Linked DNA regions of Homo sapiens: region 2 is linked to region 1. Evidence: chromatin loops called from intact Hi-C (ENCODE). Cell type or tissue: mammary epithelial cell. All regions are shown on one strand. Links, peaks and the distances in the headings refer to the core of each region. The heading gives the core; the rest is flanking DNA.

The links. Hi-C counts contacts between places; a loop is a spot of excess contacts. Peaks named below come from ENCODE experiments on the same cell type or tissue, not always from the same donor. Only the 100,000 strongest peaks of a DNase experiment are listed, where the experiment ranks them.
Region 2: a loop joins it to region 1, with 17 times the contacts of the local background. A loop is called at or near these places in 2 of 110 quality-filtered maps.

What each region holds. Positions count from the first base shown.
Region 1 is chr6:152,259,661-152,276,198 of GRCh38, reverse strand. SYNE1 (spectrin repeat containing nuclear envelope protein 1) reads left to right here. Exons shown (of 146, transcript NM_182961.4): 99 at 6,913-7,044; 100 at 8,034-8,143; 101 at 14,011-14,167. Among named protein-coding and RNA genes, the nearest start is that of SYNE1-AS1, 110 kb to the left of the region's middle. In mammary epithelial cell, for the core only: a CTCF peak has its summit at 7,751 (motif pointing right); DNase peaks (open chromatin) are centred at 5,728 and 7,188; H3K27ac peaks cover 568 bases.
Region 2 is chr6:151,951,181-151,967,718 of GRCh38, reverse strand. All of the region lies in intron 4 of ESR1 (estrogen receptor 1), which reads right to left. Among named protein-coding and RNA genes, the nearest start is that of ESR1, 150 kb to the right of the region's middle. In mammary epithelial cell, for the core only: no CTCF peak of the experiment used is centred there; a DNase peak (open chromatin) is centred at 9,198; H3K27ac peaks cover 849 bases.

The sequences.
Region 1 (16,538 bases), core at 4,363-12,362:
GCCGGGTGTGGTGGGGCATGCCTGTAATCCCAGCTGCTTGGGAGGCTGAGGCATGAGAACTGCTTGAACCTGGGAGGCAGAGGTTGCAGTGAGCCGAGATTGTGCCACTGTGCTCTAGCTTGGGCAACAGAGTGAAATCCTGTCTCAAAAAAAAAAAAAAAAAAAAAAGAAGTCGAGAATTTATAGTTTTTACATAGACAAAAAACAAGTTAGAGGAATAATGTAATATCCCATATAAAATTTTGAAAATGAAGAGTTTTGAGGGATTATTAGTCTTATCATATATGTGTGTGGATTTTTTTTTGTTTTTTTTTTTTTGAGACAGGGTCTTGCTCTGTCACCCAGGCTGGAGTGCAGGGACGCAATCTCAGCTCATTGCAACCTCTGCCTCCCAGTCTCAAGTAATGCTCCCACCTCAGCCTCCTGAGTAGCTGGGACTATAGGCGCGCACCACCTGCCTAGCTAATTTTTTTAATTTTTTGTAGAGATGGAGGTCTCTCAATGTTGCCCAGGCTGGTCTTCAACTCCTGAGCACAGGCAATCCACCCACCTCAGCCTCCCAAAGTGCTGAGATTATAGGCGTGAGCTACCATGCCCGGCCAGTCTAATCACATATTAAAATACAATATTACAATAATTAAAATAGTTTGGTGTTGGCGCAATAAATATGTGAACAGAAAATTAAACAATAACTATTCCAGAAAGAGATTTGGTATGTAAAGGAATTTGATAAATATTTTAGGTGGCATTACAAATCAGTGGACAAAATATGACTCACTCTGTAAATAATCACTTGAAACGTGATAAACTGTATTTTCTACCCCATATTTTACAGAAAAATGTATCACAGGTGGATCAAAGATTTCAATATAAAACTTAAGTCTGCAAGGTACTCAATGTATGATTTTTTTTTTTTAATCTTAGGATAGGGAAAACCTTTGCCAGTATACCCCAAACCCATAATTTTATAGCTTCTTTTAAACTAATACATTGGCAGGGCTTGGTGGCTTATGCCTGTAATCTTAGCAGTTTGGGAGGCTAAGAAGGGAGAATTGCTTGAGCCCAGAAGTTCAAGACCAGCCTGGGTATCATAGCAAAACCCCATCTCTACAAATAATAAAAACATTAGCCGGGCGTGGTGGCACACGCCTGTGGTCCCAGCTACTAAGGAAGCTGGGATGGGAGAAGCTGGGAGGAGGTGGGAGAATCCCTTAAGCCCAGGTGGTTGAGGCTGCAGCGAGCTATGATTGTGCCACTGCACTGCAGCCTGGGTGACAGTGTGAGACGCCAACTAAAAAAATAAACAAATGGGCCATGGCTCCCACCTGTAATCCCAGCACTTTGGGAGGCTGAGGCAGGTGGATCACCTGAGGTCAGGAGTTCGAGACCAGCCTAGCCAACATAGTGAAACTCCGTCTATACTAAAAATACAAAATTAGCCAGGTGTGGTGGTGGGAACCTGTAATCCCAGCTACTCAGGAGGCTGAGGCAGGAGAATCACTTGAACCGAGGAGGCAGAGGTTGCAGTGAGCCGAGATCACGCCATTGCACTCCAGCCTGGGCAACAGGAGTGAAACTCCATCTCAAAAATGAATAAGTAAATAAATAAATAAACAAATAAAAATGAAACTACTACACAAAAATAAAAAAGTTCTGTATGACCCCCCTTCCCCACCCCCAAAAAAGTAACCAAATTGAAAGACATAGACAGGGAGGAATGAGTAACACAAAATAAAACAAAAGACATAGACAAACAGGGAAGAAACTATGCAATTCACAAATCTTTTGTAAAACAATAAGGAAAGATCAAATAATAGAATATGGACAAAAGATATGAAGAGATAATTCACAGGAAAAGAAATATAAATGGACAATGAACATATGAAAAGACGTTTGAACTCTGTGTTGGGTAAATAGATGCAAATAAAAAATATAACTTTTCACTTGGATTTACACACTTGAAAATGCACATGCAATGTGACTTTGTAATTAAAGTCAAAAGAAAAGGTTACACATACTAAAACTGAACAGAAGTAGAATGATTTTCTAGCTGTAAAAGTAGACAGCAATTCACCTAGTTTTGTAAACAGCTATTATAGGTCTAATATATAATGCTTTCTTCTATTTTCAGTGGTGATCTCTGAATGAACTTAATTTCTAAAGAAGCTAAAATAAAGGGAAAGCCTTGAAAGTTTCCTAGGTAGGATAGCAATCATTTATAAAGCTCTTATTACTCCCTTGCCCCACCCTACCGCTAGAGGCAGGTAGTAAGGGAAGGGGCGGCCTGATCCTCACTCACAAGCACAAGAGGGATTAAACAAGGCAGGAACCACAAATTCCAAGGTCTCGTGGCCTGGGAAGGGCAAAACCAATGAGGGGAGCAGGCCCAGCCTGGCCCTTGGCAAGCTGGTCTCCTGTCTAAGAAGCAGCTGTTACTAAGCTCTAGCTATTATCACACAAGAATTTACAAGTGGCATTGCTGGATCTTCTAGTTTTTCAAGAGATAGGGAATGTGGATTTATTTCTAAAGCCTCCCAACTTTTAAACGTTGACATTTAAATCTAAAATTTTAAAATAATTTGTGTGCCAAAGAAAGCATATCCACAAGCCAGGATTGAAATCTGTTTATCTTTTTCCCATTCATTATTAACGAGGTGACCTGGGGCAAGAGCCTTAAATTTTCCACAACTTTCTTACGGATCAGTTTTCTCATCTGTAAAATATGGATAATAATATTTAACTTAAAAAAATTCTTTAGAACATGTGGAAAAAATAATCAAAAAGAAAAAAAACAGTGAGGATTTAAATGCAAGTAATACAATAAATGCTCAAATTGCAGCAGTTAAAATAATTAATAACAATAACCAACTGTTTCCAAATCACATTCTTTGAGACGAAGAAGCTTCTGCTATGCTGAAAGGCCAGGCTTGAGACTTAGCGGGCTGGACTGAGCATGTACACACCACTGTGGTGTCCACACCCAGCAGATCCTGCCCAGGTCCACGGGAATTCTTTAAACTGAGTCAAGTCCTGACCCTGCCCACATTGGGTGAAGTGTAAATACAGAAAAATGTGGTAGTGTTTTACTACATGGAAATTGGTTACTGTTTATTTTTAAACTATCTATAAATTCCATCATCTTTCATCTAATGAAGTTCCCAGCATATAAAATATTACTAGATCTTTTAAAATAATTAGAGCTTCCTGGAAGATTGTTTTTCCATCTGTGGGAAGAAAAGGAGCCCTGTTTACATTATTATTGCCATGAAAAGGATCATGTCCCTTTATGTAGAAAACTAAAAATAATTTGGAGTTAATCTGAAATTAACTAAAGTTAATTGCAGAAAACAAATCATCCATTAAATGCAGCCCTCAGCAATGTTAATGCTCTTTAATTGGGGCTTGGATGATTCAGGAGGGTTGGAATACCTTCCTAAGTCTGTAAGCACACCATTACTTAGTGCTACTGAAGCTGGGAGATGGTAATACCTCTTACCTCCATTCCTTTTAACTAATTTGACTTGCATGGGTATCAGTGAATGACTATGCTTTTTTGTTTCCTATCAAATAGACTGCTTCTCTATGTGAAGATCTTAAGGGCATGTAGTAAGATCTCCTGAATTACGTGGTATCTTCATGAAGCTGGGTCTTTTTCACACATTATCATTCATTAAAAGAACAGAGAGATTGCCCCATAAAATAATAAAAAGCTTTATAAAGAAATGTTTTATGTAATGTTTAGCACTGCCCAGTCCTCATTCATCTTCCAAGGAATGTTCCTGGCAAAAGTGGTTACTGTTCTAGTATTTCCAAAATAAAGTTTATGTAGCCCCACCCAGTGGGGACTGGTGACAGAAACCGCCTAACCTCTGCATTCCCTAGGCATGGCAGAAAACTGTTATCACACCTCAGAGAAAGTAATTACCATAATTACATTCCTTCTGGCTGCACCTTCTTATCCCCAGGGGAAAGAGAATGAAATTTGAACTGGATTCTTAATCATGGTTTGCTTCCTGTGGTCCAAGTCTTATGTTTCACAATGACTAAATCATTCAGAGAAAAATTCACTCACTGAAAAACTGAGTCTAACCGCATAGAATCTGAATATATATCTGTGCATATAAAAGTGAGGAAGTTGTTAAGACCTAACATTTCGATTGTCAGTGTTCCAAATCCAAATTTGGTGTAAGGAACTTGAGCCAACCTCTCTCAATCAGACCATAGTAACTGGTGTAGAAGAGCGTGTTGGGCTCAGGGCTCGGAGAATTTTCCAAGGGAGTCTTCAGGCCGGGCTCTGAAAAACAAATTTTTGCTGAAGAGAAAAGCAGAGAGGAAGTGGCCTGGATCCCACAAAAGCAAGTCAGCAGGTCATGGCCAGGGCCACTACTTTGGCAGCTGGAGCAGCTCTGATGGGGACAACTTTCAGTCTCGTCCACTGATTTCTTGAGGCCATTTTCTATGGGTTCCTTTTGAACTGCTGTTTCAACTTTGCTTGGAAGAACCAGGATCTTTTAGAGCTTATTCTTAGAAGGTGGTGGAGTCTTAGATGAGAGAGAATCTGTTTTCATGCAGAAAATCATGGGTTCCAGTTCTGGGAGAATGCCCATCCACCCAAACTTCCCATCTCTAGGAAAATCACTGCTTATCTTTGAGAAATTCCGCAGAAGGTGGAGAATTTAGTGTCACTAGTCACCCATTCTGAAGGTCTTGCAAAATGCAACTAGCATATATTAGACCATTGCACCCCCGTTGTTCTACCTAAACTGCAATCTCTGGCTGGATCATCTGAAAGGAAAGGAAGTACCTCTGAGCTCGGGTGGGCTCAGAATCTGGGAGAAAGTTTTATATACTATTACCTACAGGTTTTTACTGTTCATTTAGCTTCAAGCACCGACACCGCCTTGCAAAGATAAAGATAAAGTCTATTAGACAATTTAATCATGAGATTCTAATGAAAAAAAGAAGAAACAGAAAGGTAAACAGATCCCATCTATTTCCCTAAAATGGTGAGTATAAAACTCTGAAAATAGGAGAGCGAGAGAAGGGTCTCTGTGGGCAGTTAGGTTGGATGAGCTGGAATGGCTGGGTCCCATGTTGTGCTCAGACATTGCAAAGAACAACCAGGGGCAGGCGAGCAGCAGCTCCAGAAATAGATGGCAGGAGGCTCCTCCGTGGAAGCAACCTGTAAAATATCCTTCCTCTGCCCCATGGTACGCCAGCCCTGCTGTCCTCTTCACTGCTCTGTTCTCTCTGAAATGGCAAATTTCTTTCACCTTAGGGTCTTTGTGCCAACTGTTCCCTGGGTCTGAATGCCCTCACTCTAGATCTTTGCAAGGCTGGTGGTCTCTCGTCATGCAGAGTGCAATTGTCTCTTCTAAAGATGCTTCCTTAGGCCTCCCTAAAACTTTCTATCCCATTATCAGTCTCTGTAGGCCTTATCTTCAGCTCAGTTATCTGTTTGTTTATAGTCTAACTCCCCACCAGGGCCCTCATCTGGCTTCCAAAACACTCCCAGCTTCTAGAACAGTGTCTAGTGAGTGCTTATTAAGTAGTGAATGAGTTATATTGAAATTATAATTTATCCTTTGACAGATGAATCTATGTGAGTAGAAAAGCTCTCATTCAGAACTAATCCCATTTGATGTGCAACATTTTAGGGCCTTTCAAATTCCATTAGAATAATCAGGCAGGAAGGATCAACTCTTGCCTAGGTGCTGAGTCATTACTTTGGTCTTTCTCCTTTAGTCAGACTTTCTCCAAGCCAGCTTAGCAATGGGCCAGTTTCTGGTGATGGTGATGGAGGGAGTGAAGGGTACTTTTTCAGAGATCTCACCTTTAATAATCACACCACTGACCTCTCAAGGCTCAATTAAGCTTTGAATTTGTAAAATGGTAACCACACGTGCCCACAGTAAATGACTTTTTTTAATGTGCTAATTGATGGTTCTGAAAGAAAGACTCTTAAAGAGTTTTCATCTTTGAGTACAGTCTATTAATTATGTAGGTCAGTCTATAAATATTATTATATAAACAGCAGACTCTCAAAGATAGAGAATTCTAGGAATAATTTAAATCTATCGCCCTAGTAGGGTAGACACAGAAGGTTTACACAGACCAGTATCAGGGATGAGGCTTCCTGCCTAGTTCAGTGTCTTGGGACTTGAGTTACTGTGGTGGAGGTGAGGCTCTGTGACATAGAGGTCAAGACCTGGTCTGTGAAAGGTGGAACAGAGGATGTCCAGCCGGCCTGGGAAACCCTTGTTTAGACTCCTTGCCTCTATGCTGCAGTACATTTTCTCCCATATGAACTGAGAATCAAATTTAAGTTCTTACTGAATTCCAGAGAGTATGATGCCTTACAGAACAGTGAACTTTTTGCTTCTCAAAGACATTAAAATGTCTTTGATTAATAATCTTTTAGAAAAATTTTTAGGAAGATTATTCTAAAAATCTTTCATTGTCTGGACCTGGATTAGAGAAAGTGACATAAGGCAGGGTAATGCTTTCACGGGAGAGACACAATTATTGTGGGTAATGATCATTTGAGAAACAGTTTACCTTTGTGTGACTTAAAAAACAAACTCATCAAAGGATCTTGAGTTATGTTTTTGTGGAAAAAAAATCTGGAATATCTGATGACCACATTGGTCAGCTAAAAGACTAACCTCTAAATATATGGGTTTTCCCCTCAAACAGTTCTATGTGTGATTATCTGTATGTTGTTCTTGCTCCTGCAAATGCCATAACTTAGATGGGTTTTGTGTTACTGTTTTTTTTAAAAAATGTGGTTTCACATCCCAGTGGAGCCACTTTGGTATCATTACATAGATCACACCAAAGTAGCCTTCTCTCCCCTTTGGTTAAGGTTTTCCGGTGTGTAGCATGACTTGATTTCTGCCTCGTTAAAAGCAGGGAACAGCACAGGAGAAGGAGGAGAGCGATGTTGACCTAACAGCCACGCAGAGCCCCGGCGTCCAGGAATGGCTGGCCCAAGCTCGCACCACATGGACCCAGCAGCGGCAGAGCAGTCTCCAGCAACAAAAAGTAAAGTGTTTCCTACCTCTCTCTAGCTTGCAGATCTGCCCAGAGAAGAACCTGAGAGGCATATTTCAGAAGGACAGACAAGTTGCTTCTGTACTAAAGACAGAGTGTCTCTTTATCTTCTCTTTGAATGAAGCAAGATGTTGGTGTTTCAGTGTATTGACTCATGACCACTGGGATGATTGGTCATTTGAAAATCCAGTCTTTAAGAAAAGCTTGTGTTTAGGTTTACAAATAGTGTAACATGGCTCTCATCTTCTTTACCAGAGATACCTATTCTGTTTTCAGATTTGCCCTCTGAATCTATTTAATTTTAATATAAATCTCAGGAAAGCCTTTTGAGGTTTGGTGAAAGTGTAAGTTGCATGTTTGTTATTTTTTTTAATGAATGCAGTTTGTATTTTTACTTTCAAGTAGATGTCGTTACAAAATAGGATTGCTAATTGTTGCCTAGTGAAACAAATGAACTTTGATGAATAAGAATGATTTCTCATTGGTACCTTAACTGTATGTAAAAAGCATATTCAAATATTTTATTTTCTCAAATAACAAGAGGATTTATTATAAATAATGAAGAATTAAAGCCAAATCTATTGATAACCTAATTTATCAATTAAGTGGAGAACTTAAAAAGCCACTTTTCCCAAGGATCTATCCTTTTAGCATGACAATATTGATTTTGAAAAATGAGAGTACATTTTGTACCACTTGAGGGCACTATTGCCCGGCAAAATTTTCTTTTCCCATTGGTGGTTTTTTTTTTTTTTTTAACCCCCAGATTTTTCAGAGGTATCCTGTATCAAAGCAAAAGAACACTACAGAGTACTTTGGAGACACATTTGAATATTTACATAAACCTCATGCTTTATGCAATATGCAAACTTAAAAGCTCACTACCGAAGTTCTCTGAGAATTTTATAGCTAGAACTATGATTGTAGGCAATAATCATAAAGTAGCAAATGTGTTTGCGTTTGTCCTTTCCCTTGAGCAGGAGTTAGAACAGGAATTAGCCGAGCAGAAGAGTCTCCTTCGCTCAGTAGCCAGTCGTGGAGAGGAGATTCTAATTCAACATTCGGCGGCAGAGACCTCTGGTGATGCTGGGTATGTTTCAAAATGCTTCCATTTTCTCTTCATTGTGTTTCCCTGACATTTGAAGAAAAGTAAACATCTCACTCAAAATTTTATTTTAAACATCTTCTGCAAAATTTAGTCATCTTATTTTTACTTTAGGGTAGTAAATGTACCTGCATTTTGAACATTCTGTTGCATTGCCTGAGCATAGCGCCTGTAGTAAGCTTACTTGTTTGCCCTCCTTCCAGCCTGCGCAGCCTATCTGTCCAAAGATGCTCATGAGTTCATCTTTTTAATCGAATAAGAAATGCATTATAAATGAGATGCATGATGTTTCTAACTGAATGATTGTATCTCACTGGAGAGCATTCTCTCTGTAAGAGCTTATCTTGCCCTAACAACATTCTAAAAAATAAATGCAGGGGCCCGTTAAATATTTTGAAATCTTGGTCTGGAGTGAAGACTTTCAAAGTCTTCTACACAGAAGAGTCAAGAAAAATTAAGGAAGTTGGAGAATTTTCAAGTTGAAGACTTTTATTTAAAAGGTCATAGAGGAATTGCAGCAGTGTGGAAGCACCACTATATTTTGAGGCAGGTCTGAGTTTTATTCTAGTTCCACGAAGGTCACTTTGGAAAAGTCACTCGACTGTGAGCCTCCTCTGTAGAATTTAGAATAATAATCCACTAAGGTCATCACAGAAGTTTTGTGATAATTATGAATGTCAACTGAGAGGATATACAGGAAAACTTTCTTTGAAATCTAAAACATAAAAAAAAAAGTTTTCATGCAACCTCTGTGTTTATGTATTACTAAAAGTTGTAATTTGGTAGTATCCTTTGGCAAATAACTTTGACTCCATTTCCCATTTCTGAATAGTCATTTTTTAGGGGAAGTAACATAAAGGAGGAAATATGTATTATGAAGGTGGTTTTGGAAATATTATTTGTAATACCAAATAATTAAAAAGACATAAATGCTCACTACTATAAAAAAGTTGAAGAAAATTTTATACATATATAATCTTAACCAAAAGTGATGTAACCGTATCAAAAAATAAATGTATGATGCTAAGTAAAAATGTGATATAAAGTTGAAAGTAGAGTATGTGTGTAGATAAGAACTAGAATAGACCGTCAATAATAAAAAAAACATTTTAGAGATGGACGACATAGGAATTAAACTTTTTTTTTGCAGTTTAATCAGTGCTGACATATGACGTCAATGCTGACTACGTACAGTCTGTTACATATACACACACATATATACATATATACGAATTCTGAGGGCAAGTGATAGGAGAATAAACAAACTAAAATGCAATTGCAGCAGATATATTGTGACAAAAAATGTAGGAAATAGGAAGGCATTCAAGAAAAGGAAAACAAAACAAAAATCTGTGAAAGTTTTGACATGGCTAATAAATATCAATGTAAAAGAATAGGAATGAATAGTATTATGGCATCTATAAGCAGGGACTGACTTTAAATAACCCTAAAACTGTAAAAATTGCCTTAAAAATATAAAGGAGTTTAAAAACTGTCTGTTGTGTATCATGCTTAAAGATGCTGATTAGACCATGAATATGTGTCTGTAATAAACCCGAAGTGAGACTGTTTCTTTCATGTTGATTGAGCCAAGACTTGCCTTCACGTTACATTCCAGGTCCTCTAAAATGTTTACTTATCTTGCATAGTTTTCTGAATATTTTTGCCAAACAAATATTTTGACAAAGAACCCATCCAGCATTGCTTCCTCTCTGTATGTATCATCACTAAAGGAGCAGAAGGGATCTTCTGCAACTTTATTACCATATATATTTTTTTCTTTCCTTGGCCTTTAGCTTTGGAAAGGACCTAAATGAAATACAAACAACTGTAAGTTACTCTTTCAAATATAAAAAATATTTTAAAAATAAATTTGCAGTGCAGTACTGGCTTTCTATATAAGATCCACTTTAAAGACTACTTATAAATTCTTTAACTTTTACACAAATTTTTAAGAAACTTCACCTTTATATGCAGTTGATAACAGCTCAGCCTGTTTTCAAGCCTTTGGGTACCAGGCAAACAATTAACCATGAATTAATGATATCTACATTCCAAAGTAAATATATATGTATATATATATAAACCTTGCTAGGAAAAAGCCTGATATTCAGCCCTTAACTTGCCAGCTGCTTTTCTAAGACTATAAATGTGACTTGGTTTGTGTGAGGAAACCTCTGTGGGAAGGGCATGACCTACTTTATAGAGTCACACATTTGCCGTGTAAGGAATAAGTACTATGTTACTTGTCGAGGGTTGATGGAGGGTGCCTTCCAAGATTACTAAGGAAAAACAACTGGAAATTTGTTGATGTCAATATAAAAGGAAAGAAGAATAATTTTCATGGGGAACAAAAGGCTATGTTTTAAAAGGTTTGCTACTGGTGTTGTACGTGTGTCAATGATTAAATGTAAGACTATAAATATTAAATATTCCTCTGGTTTTATTACAAATTTTTATGTAAATACAAATGAATTAAAAGTGCTATACTATAGGCTATTACCACAAAAGAAAAAAGCAATAAAGAAATTTAACCTCATAGGAACTTCAAAGCTTTTTAAAAATAATTTTTAGAAAATAGAAAAATTCAGATACTAATATTATAGACACTCAACTGAAGGTATCAATTATGTTTTGGCATTTTTTTCACTCGCCATTATTTTTTGAGATATATGCATGTTGAGATATAGATCTAGTTCTTCATTTTAACTGTTTAATAGTATTTTATTTTGTGAACATAATTTATTCACCCATTTTCTTATTGCTGGATATTTGCACTATTGCCATTGCCATTATTATTATTGTTACTATTGCTTTTTTTTTTTTTTTTTTTCTGAGACAGAGTCTTGCTGCGTTGCCCAGGCTGGAGTGCAGTGATGCGATCTCAGCTCACTGCAACCTCTGCCTCCCGGGTACAAGTGATTCTCCTGCCTTAGCCTCTCGAGTAGCTGGGATTACAGGTGCCCACCACTATGCTTGGCTAATTGTGTTTTCAGTAGAGATGGGGTTTCACCATGTTGGCCAGGCTGGTCTTGAACTCCGGACCTAAGTGATCCACCCACCTTGGCCTCCCAAAATGCTGTGTTTACAGGTGTGAGCCACCACGCCCAGCCCTAAGATTGCTGCTTTTAGCATTGTTTAAATTAACTTCCTACATGTCTCTCAGATGGGAAAGATTCTCTGCATTATATCCTAGGAGTGGAATCCCTGCATCACACATTTTAAGAGTTTTATTTTTCTTGAGACAGGGTCTCACTCTGTCACCCAGGCTGGAGTGCAGTGGTGTGATTATAGCTTACTGCAGCCTTGAACTCCCAGGCTCAAATGATTTTCTTGCCTTAGCCTCCAAAGTAGCTGGGACTACCGGCATGTACCACCATGCCTGGCTAATTTTTGAATTTTTTTTTGTAGAGACAGGGTCTGGCTATGTTGTCCAGGCTGGGCTCAAACTCCTGGGCTCAAGTGATCCTCTTGCCTCAGATTCCCAAAGTGTTGGGATTACAGGTGTGAGCCACTGTGCCTGGCCAGTTTACAGAAATTTTAAGTCTTATTTCTAGAGACTTATCTAAAGACACTGTTGTGTTTACATTTATTCTAAGAATAATTGGCTTTGGGGTACCACAGAGTATTATCCTGCCAACACACTTGTTATTCTTTTTTTTTCACTTGAGCAAAACGCCCTGCATCAAAATATTAATTAATATCTAGTATTCCTTTTAGATGACACGGTTTTAGTTAGGACTTCAAAGGTCCTGAAGAATGAAGATCCGTGGAAATTCAGCCACCCTAGGTTGTTCCTGTTTTCATCTTTTTTTTTTTTTTTTTTTTTTTTTTGAGATGGAGTCTTGCTCTGTCACCAAGAAGAGTACAGTGGTGCAATCTCAGCTCACCACAACATCTGCTTCCTGGGTTCAAGTGATTCTCCTGCCTCAGCCTCCCGAGTAGCTGGGACAACAGGTGTGCGCCACCATGCCTGGCTAATTTTTGTATTTTTAGTAGAAATGAGGTTTCATCATGTTGCCCAGGCTGGTCTTGAACTCCTGATCTCAGGTGATCCACCTGCCTTGGCCTCCCAAAGTGCTGGGCATGAGCCACCACACCCAGCCCATTTTCGTCATTATTAACCCCCATTTATTGAGTGGCCATTATTTCCCAGATAGGGTTATAGGCCTTATGCATGTATTCTCTTTCATTCTCATAATCATGCAAGGTAGATACTATCTTCATTTTAAAGATGAGAAGATTGAGGCACAGAGAAGTGAAACAAATTACCCCAGTGTCACAGATAATGTGCTAGAGGGAGGGTCATAATCCAGGTCTGTCTCACTCTAAAAGTTAAACTTGGCTAGCCATGGTGGCTCACTCCTGAAATCCACAAATTTGGGAGGCTGAGGCAGGAGGATCATCTGAGTTCAGGAGTTCCAGACCAGCCTGGGAAACATAGTGAGACCCTGTCTCTACAAAGAATTAAAAAAAAAAAAATTAGCCAAGTCTGGTGGTGCATACCAGACTTGGGAGGCTACTTGGGAGGCTGAGGTGGGAGGATTGCATGAGCCCAGCAGTTTGAGTGTACAGTGAGCTGTGATCACACGAGTCCACACCAGCTTGGGTGACAGAGTGAAACCCTGTCTCAAAAATAAATAAATAAATAAGAGCCATACCAATCTCAGATGTCACATTGCTGCCTACCTTTAAGGATGACACTGCAGGGCCTTCCTCCCATATCTCTCTGCACTATCCCTCCGTGTCCTGTACTACCTTCCTAGGTGCTGTACTGTCTCTCTGTGTCCTGTACTACCTTCCCAGGCTCTATACGATCCTTCCTATGTCCTGCACTACCTTCCCACGCCCTGTACTATTCCTCCATGCCCTATACTACCTTCCCACATCCTGTACGATCATTCCTGTGTCCTGTACTACCTTCCCAGGCCCTGTACTATCTTTCCGTGTCCTATACTACCTTCCCAGGTCCCGTACTATCTCTCCATGTCCTGTACTACCTTCCCAGGCCCTGTACTATCTTTCCGTGTCCTGTACTACCTTCCCAGACCCTGTATTACCCCTCCATGTCCTGTATCACCTTCCCAGGCCCTGTACTATCTCCCCGTGTCCTGTGCTACCTTCCCAGGCCCTGTACTATCCCTCCGTGCCCTGTACTACGTTCCCAGGTCCTGTATTATTCCTCCTCAGGGTCCTCTACTACCTTCTCAGGTCCTGTCCTATCTCTCCATGTCCTATACTTCCTTCCCAGGCCCTGTTACTATACCTCCATGCCCTGTACTACCTTCGCAGTTCCTGTATGATCATTCCCGTGTCCTGTACTACCTTCCCAGGTCCTGTACTATCCCTCCATGCCCTGTACTACCTTCCCAGGTCCTGTACGATCCTTCCTCTGTCCTGTACTACCTTTCCAGGCCCTGTACTATTTCTCTGTGTCCTGTTGTACCCTCCTGTGTCCTGCACCGCCCTCCTGTGTCCTGTGTTTTCTCTGGACTCATAATCGTAACTCTCCCTAGACTAACACATTTTTAAGGTTTTGAACTAACTTTTCTGCTATTTGCCAAAGGATACTAGTCTGTAATCGTGCTATAATTTTTTATTCCAAATGTTACAATTATTTTTATTCAATGCATTTTTAAGTATCCCTTCTGCACATGGTTCAGTTTATCAATGAGTAGGAATATAGTTGCTTTATGATTGGCCTAAACATTTTTGTTATTTTTAAAGTGTAAGCTAATAACTAAGGTAATCTTATTTCATTTGAGAAGCCAGGTCTGGTACACACAATAAGTTACCTGTCTTATCACTTTTTTGTGCACATTGTAAACTTAGATTATTTATTCTTCTAATAGCGAAAAACCTGATGTGTTATCCCAGGAGTTGGGGATGGAAGGGGAGAAATCATCCGCTGAAGACCAGATGAGAATGAAATGGGAAAGCCTACATCAAGAATTTAGTACCAAGCAGAAACTACTACAGAATGTTCTGGAACAGGAACAAGAGCAAGTGGTATCAAATATTTTACATTATATATTAACTAATATAAAAGATGTAGAGTTTATGCTGAGGGATTATAACTGTGCAATCAACTTAATTTTCATGATCAATTTCAAACTAAGACATGACACCAATTTTTCACTCTACATTTTTCTTAACAAGTCTATTTCACATTTCCCTTCATAATTATATATTTATATGTGAAAATTTATTTGATTTATAGACAATATTTTTCCTCAGAGATGATTAATATCTGATTCCTTATTAGCCTAAACCATTACATTTTAAGTGCCCTCTTTTTGTGTGTGTTTTGCAAACTTGAAAAAGTAAGGATGGAAATCAAGGATATGCACATCTAGGACAGAAGGATTTCCACAAATCTGGAACTCAATTGTGAGGCCATCTTATTTTCCATTGCCACTTCCAGTATTTAATAATTTCAGGAGATCTTAATGAGAAACATATTGGGACGTTGGTGGGTCTAGGGCAGGGAAGTGAAGCCAGTGGTCAGCTGGAATAGTTATGGACCCATCTGCAAGGCTGGTTCCTGGGAGGGATACTGTGTGCTGTCGGGCTTGGTTCCACCAGGCATGCCAAATCCAAGGGAATTGAAGACAGCAACAGATGGTTCCAGATAATGGCTATTACTTCACTCTAAGCAGAAGCCAGGGAACAACTGGAAGTCAGAGGACTTAGAAAGTTAGAGGGCAAATGAGGGAGTCAGGAACACAAGCCAGCCTGGGATGCCTACCACAGCTGTGGCCCAGAGGAATTCTTCAGATACAAGACTAGTCCTTTGTCCTGGGCTAGCAGCGTCCATCTAGGCTCATTCCAAGTCAGCAGTATTATCGGAGTGAATTCTAAAACCTTTCCTGTTGCTCTGCGGAAGCTGCTGTTTCTCTGCTCTGGCCAGAACTAGCTTAGGGGCTGGGAGAGGCTAAACCAGAAGCAAAGGGTGTCAATAACTGTAGTGAATTGGAGGAGGGAAACGCTGGAGCTGAGAAAGTAGGCATTAGAAAGCAGGCGCAACCTGCCAGAGTTAAATGGAAGGAGATGGTCTAAAGCAGGGCTTCCCAACCCCCAGGCTGCAGACAGGTATGGGTCCGTGGCCTGTTAGGAACTGGACCTCACAGCAAGAGGTGAGCGGCAGGCAGGTGAGCATTACTGCCTGAGCTCTGCTTCCTGGTTAGAACAGTAGCAGCACTAGATGCTCATAGGAATGTGAACCCTATTGTGAACTATGCTTGTGAGTGATCTAGGTTGCATGCTTCTATTATGAATTTAATGCCTGATGATCTGAGGTGGAACAGTTTCATTCTAAAACCGTCTCTCCCACCCCCGAGAAACCAACCCCTGGTGCCAAAAAGGTTGGGGATCGCTGGTCTGAAGGTCATAAGGTGTCCTGTCATCTGTGGATAGCCACACATACGTCTCTCCAGAGCCACGCTTTCTATTCTGTTTTTATAAAAGCACATGCTTTTGTGAATTTTCTGCCCCCTCACTTTCCCTCTCTGGCCAGGAGGCTTCTTTACCTCTGTCTGCAGAAATAGCCACCAGCTCTGCCCTGGGAAACTTAAAGCACTGTATTCCTGGAAGCAGGTGTCCCAGAATCGTATCCACCCTGGCAAATGGTGCCCTATACTTTTTGCGTGGACCTCCTCCCTGTATTTTAATTCATCCTTCCTCAAATCCCTGATAAAATGTCCTCCAGACTCATAGCTCAAATTCCTTGTTCCTGATACGGATCTTCTGGACTTGACTGCTAGCTCTCCCTTCATATTCTAGTATCCCTCCAATCCTTTGAATAGGAGAGGTATGTACAGTTCTGAATCAGGGACTGCAGTCTTTTCTGACTATCTTAAGTTAGAGAAATCTACGATATTTCTAGATTCTGTGCTTGCGTATTATTCTCCATTCATAAAGCACCTGTGTGATTCGTCCGGCATCTGCAGACCTCCTGGAGGTCTCATCCATTACCCGCTTTCATCTTCAAGAGCTGCTTTTGCTCTCAGTTGGAGCCGACACTCCAGCGTCCTCCATGCTGTGCTTACTGAACAAACCTTGCCCTGCTGCCACTGACATTCCACAATACCTGGACTGTTCAAATTTAGGTTCATGTTGTGCCTCCCTTGCCTTTGGATTAGAAATAAAAGCATTGAATGTTCTTTTTTTAATGACATTTTTGCATTTGAGTGCTTTGTTTCAGCAATCGCTGGTCATTTGTACAAAGTGCCTCATAGGTTGTTTTCCTCTCTGTGGTGTGAAAAGGTGAAGGAAAAGAGAGGGAAGAAGCAATTTAGCTGTCAGTTTCCAGGCAGAAAGGAGTGATCATATAATGAGCACATTTTAAGTTCTAGGTGTTAACATCGCTAACAACGTTGTG
Region 2 (16,538 bases), core at 4,693-12,692, 310 kb after region 1:
ACCCAGCAATCCCATTACTGGGTATATACCCAAAGGATTATAAATCATTCTACTATAAAGACACATGAACACGTATGTTTATTGTGGCACTATTCACAATAGCAAAGACTTGGAACCAACCCAAATGCCCATCAATGACAGACTGGATAAAGAAAATGTGGCACATATACACAATGGAATACTATGCAGCTATAAAAAAGGATGAGCTCATGTCCTTTGCAGGGACATGGATGAAGTTGGAAACCATCATTCTCAGCAAACTAACTCAGGAAGAGAAAACCAAACACCACATGTTCTCACTCATAAGGGGGAGTTGAATAATGAGAACACATGGACACAGGGAGGGAAACATCACACACTGGGACCTGTCAAGGGGTGAGGGGCTAGGCGAAGGATAGCATTTAGGAGAAATACCTAATGTAAATGATGGGTTGGTGGGTGCAGCAAACCACCATGGCACGTATATACCTATGTAACAAACCTGCATGTTCTGCACATGTATCCCAGAACTTACAGTATAATTAAAAAAAAGAGATCATTCTGGCAGTAGAGTAGTTTTAAAATGTTCTTTTCCATCCTGAGAGATTGCAACAGCTTATTGCATCCATAAAAAAGGAGAAAACTGCAATGAAAAAGGAGAATGGTGGGATCAGATTCTTCCCCCTTCATAGCCTTTATTTTCCATCCCACTCTAAATAAGGGAATGCAAAGCAGGATTGTCAATAGAGGTTTGAGCAATGATCACGTGAAATAGGGATTTGCTTGTCCCACTACAGTGACAGCAAAAATTAAGCTGGAACTTCATTTGGAAGTGAGGGATAGAACAAAAGAAGGGTTTCTGATGGAGGCAATAACTTCTGGGCATTGAGGCTTGAGGAGGCCAGTAACAAAATGTTCGCCCATCGTGCCCTGCATTCAGAGTGTACTCCTAATCAGCTGTGGATAAGGGTGTGCTCTTTCTAAATATTGCAGGATATAAAAAGTTTCAGGACAAAAGTACTATTAGCAAAATAGATTCTTAGAAATTAAAAATGTGGTTGCCAAAATTGAAAATTAAAAATGCACAGACTGAATAATAAAAAGGATATGACTGAAGATCTAGTAAGTGATGTCTTACGTGTAAGAGAATTCTAAACATGGTAGAAAAAGAAAACAAAGAGAAAAATGTAGGATAATCTGAAAGACATGATAGATAATGGGAATGCTATATCTATCAGAAAGACATTCAAGGAGAAAAGAGAGACAACAAAAGAGAAAAAGAAGCCAAAACATAACAAAAAATTTCACAGAGCCCGAATAAAATGAGACTTTAATTAAAAAGCCTATTGAGGACCTACAGGATTAAATGAAAGAAGCCCTAACACCTAGAGACATGATAGAGAAGGTTCATCATTCTGAAGATAAGTAATATTTTCTCGGAAGAAAATGCCAAGTGATATGAAAGAAATAAGAGTCAGAGTGACACCAGAATTTCTCATTAGCAGCAATGGATTTTAGAATATATAGTGGGGCAGTATCTTCAAAGCCATGAAGGGGAAAGAATTTGAAAGCAGAATTTGATACTCTGTCAAACTATTAGCAAATGTGAAAGCAAATTTTTTGGGTATAAGAGAGTTCAGACAGTACATATCGATTCTGAAAAATTACTCAAGGATATATTGCAATCAAAAGAAAAGGAATCCACGAAAGATGAGGTAAGGCACAGCAAAGCAACTGCTGAGTTGGATCCAGAAGGAATGATCTGTATGCTTAGTAAATACCTCCTTGAGCGTCACTGTGTGATTACAGTAACTAATATTTACATAATAATGTTTTGAATGCTAGTTGTATAATCAAATTTCACATAAAATATGAAACAAATTTTATAACCACAGAACAGTAGCTATTATAAACCTTATCAACCTAAAAGCAATCATTTAGCCAAAAAGGGGAGAATGGGTAGGGGAAAAGAATGGAAAAGAAGGGTAAATGTACAAATTATTTCATCTCTCATCACAAGTCACCAATAGATATGTCCAAAGTTGATAAGTCAAAAATATAGGTTTATTATAGGTATATTATATAGGTATATTATAAATATAGGTATATTATTTAACAGTGGGTGAACTGAAAAACTATAATCGAACTCATTAAGTAGGTAGAGGGTAGGAAAGTGAAAGGAAAGGTATATGTACTAAATTCCTTACTCTCAACAATTGGGAGGCAATAAAATGATCTAAACTTCAGGGATGTATTATATAAAGCTCTAAGGATAACCTTTTAGGTAATGAGATAGAGTGGATGAGAAGAGAGACTTGTACTTTTTCTATATATCCTTCCACATGAAATTTCTTTACCATTTGTACTCATTATTTATGTGATTCCAAAGCTAGACAAAGATATTCAAAGAAATAAGCAAATAAGTAACTTATACACATATGTATGTAACAATAAATATGTTTAAAAACTATAGCAGATTTGAAAAATTCTTAGAGATATATATATATACTATGGTTTGGAAAGACAGTCACTGCATATTAACTGAAAAATAGCGAGTTTTGGATCAGATGATACATGATCGCAACTGGGTAAAAATAAATTATGTGTGTATATGTGTATGAACATGCCTAGAAAAAATCTGGAAGCAGATTCACAAAACTGTTTAACAATGTTCACCTACTAAGAAGTGGTTTTAGAGGAGTTGAACATCATAGCTTTTGCCTCTTAATACATAAACTTCTTTATCATTTTCATGTTTTTCAACAAGCCTGTATATATCGCGTGATTAAGAAAATAGGGGCCGGGCGCGGTGGCTCATGCCTGTAATCCCAGCACTTTGGAAGGCTGAGGCGGGTGGATCACGAGGTCAGGAGATCGAGACCATCCTGGCTAACACAGTGAAACTCCGTCTGTACTAAAAATACAAAAAAATTAGCTGGGCGTGGTGGCGGGCACCTGTAGCCCCAGCTACACGGGAGGCTGAGGTAGGAGAATGGTGTGAACCCAGGAGGCAGAGCTTGCAGTGAGTGGAGATCGCACCACTGCACTCCAACCTGGGTGACAGAGTGAGACTCCATCTCAAAAAAAAAAAAAGAAAGAAAATAGGGAAATGAAATTGTCTCTGTTTGCTGATGACATCATCATATATACAGAAAACACCAAAACTTTTATCAAAAAACTGTTAAAACCTGATAAACAAATGCAGTAAAGTTGAAGCATACAAAATAAACATGCAAAAATCCATAGCTTTTCTATATAATAATAAAGAATTATCCAAAAAGGAAATTAAGAAAACAATTCCATTTACAATAGCAACAACAGCAAAATACTTGGGGTAAATTCAACCAAGGAGGTGAAACACCTGAATACTAAAAACTACAGAACACAGATAAAAGAAATAGAAGAAAACAAAAATAAATGAAAAAAGTATACCTCTTCATGGAGTGGAAAAATTATTATTGTTAAAAAAAATCTATGCTATCCAAAGTGATCTGCAGATTCAATGCACTTCCTATCAAATTTCCAATGCCATTTTTCACAGAAATAGAAAAAATAATCTTTAAATCTGTATGGAACCACAAAAGACCCCAATTAACCAAAACAATCTTGAGCAAAAAGAACAAAGCTAGAGGCATCAAACTCTCTGATTTCAAGATATATTATAAAGCTATTGTAATCAAAGCAGTGTGATACTGGCATAAAAACAGACACATGAATTAATGGAACAGATTAGAAGGCCCAGAAATAAACCCGCACAAGTAAGATCAACTTATTTACAACAAAAGTGCCAAGAATACACAATAGGGAAAGGACAGCCTCTTTAATAAATGGTGTTGGGAAAACTGGATATCCACATATAAAAAAATGGAAGTGACACTTATGCCCTATTAAAAATCCATTCAAAATGGATTAAAATTTAAAGAAAAGCACTGAAACTATATAAATACCAGAAGAAAACATAGGAGAAATGCTCCATGACATTGATCTGGGCAATGAGTTCTTTGGATACAACCTTGAATGCACAGGCAACAAAAGCAAAATTAGTTTGATAGCATGAAACTAAAAAGCTTTCCGCACAGCAAAGTAAACAATTGACAAAGTGAAAAGATAACCCACAGAGTGGGGGAAAATATTTGCAAACCATAAATCTAATAAGGGGTTAATATTCAAAATACATAAGGAATTCAAACAATTCAAAAGGAAGAAAACAAATAAGCTAATCAAAAATGGCCAAAGGACACGAATATCTGAGTTTCATTTTCTTGAGAAAGATAATCTAAGGAGTTTCACACTTTGGGATACCAACTGTGGTGAGGGTGGGTGAAGTCCCAGGACTGAAAACAAGCAGCTACTAAGTCTGCATTCTGAATGCTGGGATCACTCTTACCCACATTTTTACTTTCATGAAACAGACAACCAGGCTTTTACCCCCTGGAAAGAGATTGAAAAATTATAGATCTGGAGAAATTAATCCATTCCAGAGAAAACATTGCACGGAAGCTCATTAATCCAAACATTCTGCTCAAGGAACACACAGGGCTCCAATTAACATTTTTAGTTCGTTATGGTTAAAAAATGAATGGATGGTCAAATATTTATGACAAGCCTCCAAAATCAAGAGCAAGAGCAAAGGAAGGGAGGGAGGGGGGAAGGAAGGCATGAATGGAGGAAGTCTAGAGAGAAGAGATAATTTGGGGACCAGAAAAAGTGTTTTTTAAAAAACCTATAATGAATATCCTCAGAGAAATAAAAGGACACTGTAACAGCGAACTCAAATCTATGCAAAACTATATGCTTATATTATTCATTTTATATATATTTATAAGAAACATTTAGAGGACAAAGAATATCTCTTGGAATTTAAAAACAGGACAGGCACAATTTTAAAAAACTCATTAGAACAATTGGAAGACAAAGTGGAAGAAATCTTAAAAAATAGTCCTGCCTACCCTTACCCCATAAAAGAAAACCAACTTGAAAGGGTCCATTAAGTGTGTGCCCAGCACAATGAATGAAAAAGAGCAAGCACATGATTACGCAATTTCAGAACACCAGAGATCAAAGAGCCACAAGGCTTGGGCGAGATAGGGGGCTGTGGTAAGAAGCCACATACTTTTGTTTTGTTTGTTTGGTTGGTTTGGTTTGGTTTTTCCCTTGGTTGTGGTTGTGGTTTGTAAGGGAAAGAAAACTCTATCGCTATTTAGTTTGTTGCTGGATTGCTGTAGTAAAAGATCCCATTTGAAAAGGAATGACATCAACCAGGGGCCCAACACTACATCCGGGATATGTGTAGATGGCTGAGGTCAACACCCAAGCAGGCAAGTGGGGGATGGCAGAGTGGAAAACCCATTTCAGGGTGCTCCCGTGGTCCTCTCAGGGAACAGGGGGCAGAACTATGATGGCTTAGGTAACCCACTTGGGTTTTAAGAAACCATAAAAATTATTCCATCTGAGCCTCCTAAAGGGCCTCAGGATAAGAATAAAGAGAAAGCAGGTCTCTGGCAGGACTCCAAACACACCTAGGTGCATGTTTCAATACATCCATGCAGAACCCAATCTCAGAGACTCCCTTGAAGCAGCAGAATGCCTAGAAGACGGCAGAAGCTCTTGATCCTAATTATAAGAGACAAGCAGCAAGCTAGTGGATCCTACTCCCTTTTCACTGTCCCCTAGCCACTCAACATCCACTCCCTCCTCACCTCCATTGTTTTCCACAGTCATTCATCAGCATCACTGCCTCACACACAGTTTCCACTTCCTGGTCCCTTTCTTGACTCATCATACTCATTTTCCAGAACTGCTGCCCTGTCAGATTCAACTCTCTGCCAGCCGCCCATGCTGACAATCCGACTGAAGAAGAGCCCACAACTACACCTCACAACCCAACACCGGGTGGGCTTGTAACGCAGCTCAGCAGCCATGCTATTTACTTTCCTTCCCCATTCCATTTACTTTCCCTCTCTCCTAAAAGACTGTGGCACAACTACTCTTGCCGCTTTGACCTCTCACACTGTCTGCCCCATGTTCACTCTCAGCTGATGAACTTGCTCCCAATTCCCTGAAGAACTGAAGCTGTCAAAAGAGAACATCCACAGAACCACATGTGCCCAAAGCAGCCCACTCTACCTTCCTGCCTGTCCTCCTCTGTGAGGACACTCCCTCCTCCAGTGCACAGGGTTCCACCTTCCTATCTATGTGATGGCATCCCAGTAGCCATTCCCCATCTCCCTCCTTTGAAAGAGCTGCTTATACTTGCTGCTTCTAATCCCTTCCCTCCCATTTTTTCATGAACTCATTCCAAGTATATCTCCACCCCCTCCCTCTATCACGGCTGCTCTTGACAAGATGGAAAATTATCAATTCTCACCCTACTTGACCCAATAGCAGCATTTGATACAGCTGATCACTTTTTCATCTTATACCATCTTCATTTGTCTTTCACGATGCCACAGTGAGATGGATTCCATTTCAATCTCCTTTGCGGGTTCCCTCTCTTCTTTCTGACTGTCCCAAGGCTCAATCTTTGGTCTCCTTCCCTTTCCTTTTTACACTCACTACTTTGCTAATCTCATTCATCATCTCTATGCTGAGGACCCATAACATCATATCAAGTCCAGCCTCTCTCCTAAACTCCAGATTTCTCCACTCAGATGGTCTAAAAACATCTCAAATTCAACATAGCCAACACTGAACTGATTTCCTCCTCAAAAACTTGTTCCACCTGTAGACTTCCCCATATCAGTTGTTGACTCAACTTTTATCATTGTTCAGGACAAAATAATCATCCATAACTGAATTCTTTCTCTCACATACTACGCCCAGCCCATCGGGAAAATCCTGTCAGCTCTACCTCAAGATATATTTGAAATGTGGTCACTCCTCACCATGTCTCCATTACCACCCTTGTCAGAGCCACCATCGGTCCTCATTTATCACCTAGATTGCTAGAGCCTGTCCTAGCTGCTCTCCCTGCCTCAATCTTTGGCCCCCTTTGGATGTCTTCTCAACCCAGTAGACAAAGAGAACACTTGTGACAAGTCAGATCATGCTCTCAAAGTCCTGCAATGAGTCCTCATTTCCTTCAGAATAAAAGCCAAAATCTTAGTGGCCACAGGACCTTACTTTCCTGATCACATTTTCTCTCACTCCTGCCTCACTCTGCTCTAGTCACATTGGTCTTCTTCCTGTTTCTAGAATATTCCAGAACTGCTCTTGCTGTCAGGACTCTGCACTTGGTGGGCCACTTGCCTGGAATGCTGCTCCCTCCACATGGCTAACTTTCTCACCTCCTCCTTCAGGTGTTGCTCAAAAGATCTCTCAATGAGGCTTACTCTAACTTGACCCTCACCCTGCCCTGGCACTGCTGTCTCCAGCTCTTGTTTTCTTTTGTCCACAGTTCCTGTCAACTTTCAAAAATAGATAATTAAGTTGTCCACCATGTTTGCTTTCTTTCTGTCTCCCCCACTAGAATGTTAAGCACCGGGGAGGCAGGGCTTGGTGTATCCCAAAAACCCAGAACACTGCTGGGCTCATAGCATGTCCAGTGAAAAGTGCCGAATGAACAAAGCAATCAATGAACCTGGAGCTGCCATTTCCAACCAGACTATGGGCACATTAAGGCAGTTTTTCTCTAAGTTTTTTTAAGTGTGGAGATTCCATTTGATCCATAAAATCTGAAGACCTACCCCTAACACCAGTATGTGTCAGGAACTGTTCTAGGAACAAAATGGATTAAAATTTCTGCCCTCATAGAACTTACATTCTATTGGCTCCATGGATTTATAAACACTTGAACACATAGTACATACATGTGTAAAACATATTATTTAATGTTTGGTGATCATATAGAGTAGTGAACATCTTACTTTAATGCATGTATTCTCAACAGGAGTAATTATTTTCTCTGACAGGACAAATGTTAGTTCTGGAGGTCAAGAAATCTTAAATATTACAGTGGCTTGTAGTCTTCCAAAGCTCAACCAACTTCAGTTTATTTTTGCTCTCACCAAATGCAATTTGATACAATTTTTCTAATTAAAAAAAAAAGAATTGAGACACCACAATAATGTGTCAGGCTTCCTGGGTGCATAGATCTCAGATTCACCACCCATGCTCCAGAAAGACCCCCAGCTTGGCTGTGGAACCTCTAAGGTTGCAGGACTACAACCTCCTCAAAAGCTGGTGGAGGTAGGAGCCTCCCACTGCACAGCGTTGGCACGGGGACTCTTCAGTGACATATAGGAATATAAAGATTGAGAAAAAGATGAGAGGGCAAGGGAGAGACAAGGAAAAAGGCTGTGTTTATCCTAAGAAACTTTTTTTAAAAGGAAAAAATAAAAGCTCATGAGAAAATAAGCATTTGACGTTGTTCATGGATAGAAAAAGATGTGTGCCGCACCAGTGATTCCTAACAATTAAGAACTTATGCTGTCACAAATGACTAAGTGATCTTTCACTAAGGTTGATTAATGACATAATTCAAACAAAGATGGAAGAGACAACCCAACCTCTACACCTGAGAAGGCAAGGGTTGAATAGGGGGCATTTCCTGCTAAATACTTAGTCTTGAGATGGCCAGTTCACACATCAGGGAGTGTTTACACTTGCACACTTAGGTGGAGAGTTCTGGAGCTCGTCAGAGATGCCCATCCTGGCTTCCCAAACCCTTCATCCCACTCTGTTCTCCTTGTTGATGGCAGCACCCTCTGCAGATGCATAGAACTCCTCTCCGTAAACACACACACGCACACACACACACACACACACGGAAACTTTTTCTCTTCCAATGGAAGCGGTAGAACTCCACTTCAAACTTATCATCTTTGAATCCCAAAGAGGGGCAAAAGAGAAGTGATGCAAAAACTTCAGGACATCAAAGCTGTTGGCTCGCAACCAGCACTGAGGCTGGGTTCTGAGGTACAGGGGAGTGATGCTTTCTGAAAACAACTATTCAATGTCTGTTCACCACTTGTACTCAAAACCACGTTGTTCTCTCACGTACAGATAATTTCCCTTCAATATAAGAACTGTTCTTAGAGGTAAATGAGTGTGTGCATTTTGATCTATAACACACATTTTTAGAAACATGTACACAGTACAATCTCATGTGCACAGAATCTCAACAGTCAAATCGTTTGAATGACCAGAATTTTTCACAAAGCCACAAGATAACAATGAACATTCATGATGACCAACTGCCACATCCTGCAATACTTTCTGAATTACATGATGAAGCAGCATTGTGCAATGGCCTTATGGGCACACAGGAACCACACTGCCCAGAGCTCCGCCACTCCTTAGTCAAGCTAGTTATCATCTCAATGCCTCTGTTTCTTTATCTGTAAAATGTCCACAAAAATAATCCCTAACTCATAGGGATGTTGTGAAGATAATAAACACTCAATAAATGGTAGAGATTTTTTTTCCCCAAAAGAGCCTTAGTGTGAATTTATTATTATTGTGTTCTAATTCCTTTTCAAAGTTATAATCTATCTATGGTATAAGTTGACACCACGTCAGAATATTCATTACAAGATATCTAATTCTAAAATTGTGAAGTTTATTATTGTAGCATGGACTGCTATTTGCCCACCAAATATCCATTCAACTCTTTTTATTAAAAGAACTCATTTATTCCAGGTACAATTGCACAGCTTAAAGACTGTATTTTCAGCGTTCCTTTTAGACAGATGTATCTGAAGTTCTGACCAGTAGATATAACAGGAAGCACAGAGTGTGATGGCTGAAGCTCCAGTAGCCCCATTAGGCCAGGAGTCGACCTTGAGAATGTAAGCCTGTCCCAGGATAAGGGAATCGAAGGTCAGATGAGCTTGGGTCCCTTTGACTGTGGAGTTGCCATACCACTGGTAAAATAAGTCTGGACTAATTTTATGTGAGAGAAAAAAATAAACTTTGTCTTGGTTATGCCAAGGCTTTATCTTGGGGTTTTCTGTAATATGTGGTTGATTCAAATCCTAAAACAGTCACATCTGAAATAGGATTTATTCTACAATAGATTCTATTTCTTACCTCTGTATTCTTGTACCTAATTCATTTAAGTATTTGCATGTATAACTACTTTAAGCTTGTAGGATAGCTTAAAGCACTTAAATGTAGCCCCAAATCACTAGTTAGTATTAACTCCGAAAACTGGCAGGGGTCAATACCTAGAATTTTTTTTTCTTAACTGTAACAACATGTAAAAACAAAACAATCAAATTTTAATTGTTTTTGGTTAGTGGTAATAAGATTGTTTGAAGAGAAAGGCATGAAAGCATGGAGGCAGATCACAAAATACAAGTGAAAAGAAATACACAAGCTGAATGTTTAAAATGCTTTTTAGAAACTGGTTTCTATCCTAGTTTTGCAAAATTCCAGGCTCTCTCATGATTTTTTTGTATAGTTATGTAATAGTCTTAAAAAATTAGGCTCAAATTAATTATATCCAAATCCTCGAAATCACCAACAATGATAATAGCGAATATTTTTGAACACTTACTAGGGGACTGGGTCGCCCAATGGCAAAAGTTGTGTCCTTCAACGGCTGTAATATACAGACATGTGGGTCGCACGTGGTGGTTCACACCTGTAATCCCAGCACTTTGGGAGGCCGAGGTGGGCGGATCACGAGGTCAGGAGATCGAGACCATCCTGGCTAACACAGTGAAAGCCCATCTCTACTAAAAAATACAAAAAATTAGCCGGGCGTGGTGGCGGGCACCTGTAGTCCCAGCTACTCGGGAGGCTGAGGCAGAAGAATGGCATGAACCCAGGAGGCGGAGCTTACAGTGAGCCGAGATCATGCCACTGCACTCCAGCCTGGGCAACAGAGTGAGACTCCATCTCAAAAAAAAAAATTTTATATATATATATATATTTATATATATATATATATATTTATTTATATTTATATATATTTTTATATATATTTATATTTACATATATATGTATGTATACAGACATGTATTTGTCACATGGAAGAGAGAGAAAGGAGAAGGGTTGTTTTTTTTGGAAAAGAAAGTCAAATAATGATAAAATGATACAACTCTTTAAACATGCACGATCACTTCTTTAGCCTATGCTAAGTTTCAGTAAAAGTGTCCTAGAATTCAAATTGTTTCCCTAATACTAAACTATTCTATGTTATTAACCTTTCTCTACCTCAGTGCTGTCATCCATAAGTTGGGCATACAATGGGGAAAATAAAAGCACTCAGCTGAGTTAACAGGGGTAAAATGCTTGGAACAGCACCTGGCACACAATTAGCTACTATCTGCAACAGATAAATTAGTAAACTCTGCTCCATTTCTGCTCCTTCATGTGTGAAATGGGCAGAGAGTAATAACAGTATTCATATTCCTCATGAAATAACTGGTACAGTAGAATGAACGTTCTGTGAAGGCAGAGATCTGGTCAATTTTGTTCTCTGGTGTGTTTTCACACACAGAACTAAAAGAACTAAAAACAGAACTACCATTCAACCAAGGAATCCCACTACTGGGTATATACTCAAAGGATTATATATCGTTCTACCATAAAGACACATGAACGCGTATGTTCATTACAGCACTATTCACAATAGTAAAGACATGGAATCAACCTAAATGTCCACCAATGGTAGACTGGATGAAGAAAATGTGGTACATATACACCATGGAATACACTGCAGCCATAAAAACAAAGAAAGAGATCATGTCCTTTTCAGGAACATGGATGGAATTGGAGACCATTATCCTTAGCAAACTGACACAGAAGCAGAAAACCTGATAATGCATATTCTCACTTATAAGTAGGAGCTAAATAATGAGAACACATGGACAAAAAGAGGGGAGCAACAGACACTGGGCCTACGTGAGGGAGGGTGAGAGGAGGAGAGGTTCGGAAAAAAAAATACTGTTGGGTACTATGCTTAGTACCTGGGTGACAAAATAATCTGTGTACCAAGCCCCGAGCCATGAGTTTACCTATATAACAAACTTGCACATGTACCCCTGAACCTAAAATAAAAGTTACTTTTTTTAAATAACAGTTCCTAGCACACAGGAGTTCATCAAATAACTGTTAAATGAAATGAAACTGTTTGTACTATTATTATCAGATGCTGTCAGAGCCGCAAGTATCACCTATTTCTATTTATTTATTCCACCTTACTTCATTGGCTTATTGATTTATCTTCTTGCAATGTGTTTATATTCTTATCTAAGAATCAAATCTAAAGTTTTAGATAAGAGAAATCCCCTATGAATTTAATATCATTTTTATCCTATTTTTGCTATGAAATGTCTGTTTCTTTTTTATATATGCTACGGAAAGTATTATAACTTTTCTTTATTTTGGTAAAATGTATATAACATAAAATTTACCATTTCAACCCTTTTTATGTATGCAGTTTAATGGTAGTAAGTACATTCACATTGTTGCACAACACCCTATCTAGCTCTAGAATATACCCTCTTTTTAAAAAATATTGCTTCTATGGTATGTTAAGTTTAGTTTATTAAGAGTAATCAAGGCAAAGCAAATCAGAAATTACTTAACTGGGCAATAATAACCATTTACCCATTTTGACAATCACTGTCATGCTAAAGATTCTGTCAAAGTGGTCTTGCTATTTGTTAGGCAAACAAATCTATTTAGGTAGATCTCTTTGATTTTATGAGATTGGGGCTATGTGTTTTGACATGTATATGTTAGATACTAATTGACTATTTGATTTTATTTACATACTTGTAAATCTTTTCAATTTGAAACCTCTCATAACCAGGTTCAGTGGACCCTCCCACTTCCACAGACCCAATGTAAAGGCGGCATTGGTCTGGATCACAGTTCAGAGAATTACAAGATCTACTTGGGAAGAGACAACATATTTTTCAGGTTATATCTCTGAATTGTAGACAGCAATAAAGAAAAAATAAATCTGATTGTATTCCATTGCTGCCTTATTGATGCAAAAAGAAAAACACTGACAGATAGAACTTGAATGCATGTTTTGGAAGATATTCTTCTATAGCTCAGGGCCTTGAATGAATTTTTATATTTAAACCATTCATCTACCTAGTTTGAAAATATGCATTTCAAATGCCATAAGCAAACATCTTGACCAGGTAAAAGGAATCAAATGTTATGATGTGCCATGTTATTCTATGAAGAGACACTTAACATCTCCAGAGACGGAACTGCCCACCGTTTTATTGGGGTTTGTATTTATGAAAGTCACATAATGAATACATGTAACACTACAAAGAGAAACTTTAATTCCCCCTAAAAAAGGGCACTTCCATCATTTTATTACATTTCCCCTTCATTTAGCAATCACACTTCTGCTTTTTCCTACTATTGTGTGAGGGGCTTTGCTAGATACAGCTAAGTGATAAATCCTAGACTAAAAGGACAAGGCCACTTGTTTTTAAAACTAAATCATGGTGAATTTGTCTCAAGAATTGTAAAACAGAACTTAGATTTTAACACGTCAAGCAATTTACTTACAAGGGAGAATGTTCCTAAGAGAAGTATCCATTCAAAGTTGAGCAAACTGCATGGAACAGTTTAGTAACCAAGGCAACAGAATTGAAACCTTAAGATTCCCTGGAACTAGGGGTTCCCAATCAAGAACAGTTAATTTCGTCAATGAATTAACATTCTATTTCAATGTACAGGCGCGTGCTTGAGACAGGGGATTTAGTTCACGCTAGCAAGAAAAATGCCTAATGGGGGTAATTAAGAAAGGGCTAGAGGCGGGGTGAAAGGAGAGATGTAATAATTGTGCCAAAAATCAACAGTCAGTTTAGGCTGTAGTCTAAAGTAAAGACAACAAAGCAAATCTACAGGTTAGAGCTCTCTGGTTCCTGTGAAAGAAGGCAATAACATAAAAGTGGTATGAAACAAATTTCAAATATATTCAGTGAGCTTTCTCTAGAAAGTTATCGGTTACAGAGGGAGTTATATAGGAAATAGGTGAATTCTTCTCTTTTAATTCTGCTCCACTGTAAGATTCCCTCCAAGGTCCTCACTGTATTCTTTTTTTTTTTTAGACGGAGTCTCACTCCGGCTGGAGTGCAGTGGCGCAATCTCGACTCACTGCAACCTCTGCCTCCCGGGTTCAAGCGATTCTCCCCGCTCAGCCTCCCGAGTAGCTGGGACTACAGGTACCCACCACCACACCCAGCTAATTTTTGTATTTTTAGTAGAGACAGGGTTTCACCATGTTGGCCAGGATGATCTTGATCTCTTGACCTCGTGATCCGCCCACCTCAGCCTTCCAAAGTATTGGGATTACAGGCATGAGCCACCGCACTGGCCGGTCCTCACTGTTTTCTATTGCCTCACTCACTTAGCTCTCATTAGAGGCCACACTGATTTTCTCCCCTTTTTGCAGTTCTCTGGTCTTCAACTCCTAAAGAAAATTAACCTCTTTCATCACTACGATGTAACCTCCATTGTAAGGCAGCAAAGTTCGAACTTTGGCTTGGCTATGTTGGTACTTAGGGCACAGAGAGGTTAGCACACAATGGGTCTAAATATACCACTGTTTGGGGATAAATAGCTTCCAGGGATCTGGATGCAGAATAAGCTAAGCCAGAAAGATTCAATGCAGTCACCTCAGAAAGTCAGCCACATGCATCTTGGAGAGGCCTTGTGGTTTCAGGGCCATTCTAAGAACGCAGCTATACTATAGTCAGTCCAAGCGGTCATCACATTAAGGAATCTCAATTTGTGAAAACTAGTATTTCAATAAAAAAGGAGAACACTTGTTTTGTTAAAGGAGTGATAACTTCACGTGGATATTTGTCATAGGTTTTATTTAAATGAAAGCTACCCTGACTACATTAAAATATGATTTATTTAATTTAAATTTATTTTGCACATATACGACTTTTAAAGAACAAGTTCATTGCTTAAGCAAATTAAACTCAGATTGTAGAAATATTTCTCATTTGCAAAGTCTTCTGGATAAAAATAGATACCCAGCCAATAAAGACTATTCATCTTTTCATTTCAAAAAGGAAATTCAACCATAATATAAACTCATCATCCAGCAACAAATATACCATGAAGGAAACAAGAAAATAATTAAGAGTTATTATTGTGTCTTAGACCACAGTTGATTCAGTCCTGCAAGATACTCTGGACCAAGGACTAGTTTTTGTTCTGTGACAGCAAACTCAATTCAAAATTGTATTTGCTAAGCAGTTTGAAGTTTCAAAAAGGAGGTAGGAAGTCAGGCGTCTCATTAGGAGAAAAAATGGGCAGGGAATCTGAATAGAGAGAAGGGAGTTCAGGGAATAAAACAAGGGAAAAATAAAATGAAGACATTATGTGAAGGGGAGAATGGCAGGGGAAAGCGTGGGCCAAGGAGATTGTCTGACTTAAGCAGTTAATATTGGAAAGTAGAAATCAAATAGAATGGTCACCAGCCTTTTTACAAAGGTCTTTCCCAGAGTCTGTTGAAGAAAGACTCTTCCTCTCAGGTTAGGCACCCTGAGGCATAATCTGGTTCTGCATTTTAAACTTTAGGGGATACTATTATTTATCTGTTAAAACAATTACTAAGCTAGATAATAAAGTCCTAATGCCAAACTGTTAATTGAAGTGCTGTCTCTCCTAATATTCATGTCCACCTGAACCTTTACTTGTGGTCGTATTTGGAAATCAGGTCTTTGCAGATGCAATCAAGTTAAGATGAAGTCATACTCGATTAGGGTGGGACCTAAATCCAAATGATCAAAGTAGGATGTAGACCAAGCTGGTGACAGTGGAACAGGGAAGAAGCATAAATTTAGAGATGGTGAAGAAGAGGACCCAATGGTACACAGTAAAGAGGAGACAGGCACACAGATGATTCCACTGTTGAATGAGGAACAAGGGTGGAGCCCCTGGCAGAAGGGAGAGGAGTAGGAGAAGCAACTGAGCTTGATGGTAAAGGGACAAAGAGGAAAACGGCTAGTTTGTTTGCAGAGGCTAAAAGTTTAACAGCTGAGGTTCTGAGTGGACTAACTTTTCAAGTTGGTTCAAAGCATCAGGAAGAGTGAAAGAATTTGGGAGGACAGATGGGAAAAGTGAGAATGGAACATCCTTCACTCTTGGGGAACAATTTTGATGTCCTATTACAACCAAATGGCACTTCACCTGATTACCTCTTATCAGTACTGGTCTTATTTGAATGTCTCAAGTCTCATAGATTTCTATCTTTTATCTCTAAGATTAATTAAAAGTTACTAAATATGTCCAAGCAGGACAGATGAATCACACTATCTATGCAGTTAATATAAATTAAGTGAAACTATAACTTTGAATAAATTTTTTAATTTTTGATTTCAGAATTGGAAAAAATAATCAAACGAGTAGGCCAATGGGTCATATCTTTCCCCCTACTTTAAAAGCTCTTAACCAGTAGTAAACTTGGAAGTCAAGTATAAAAGAAGTCTGAAAAATACTTCTGTAGGAGGCTGTTCGAATGAAACCGAAACAACTGTGGAGCCATCTGTAGGAAAACGACATTGGAGCCCCAGCTCACACAGCATACCAGGATGAATTCAAATGCATCAAAGATGCAAAAAAAG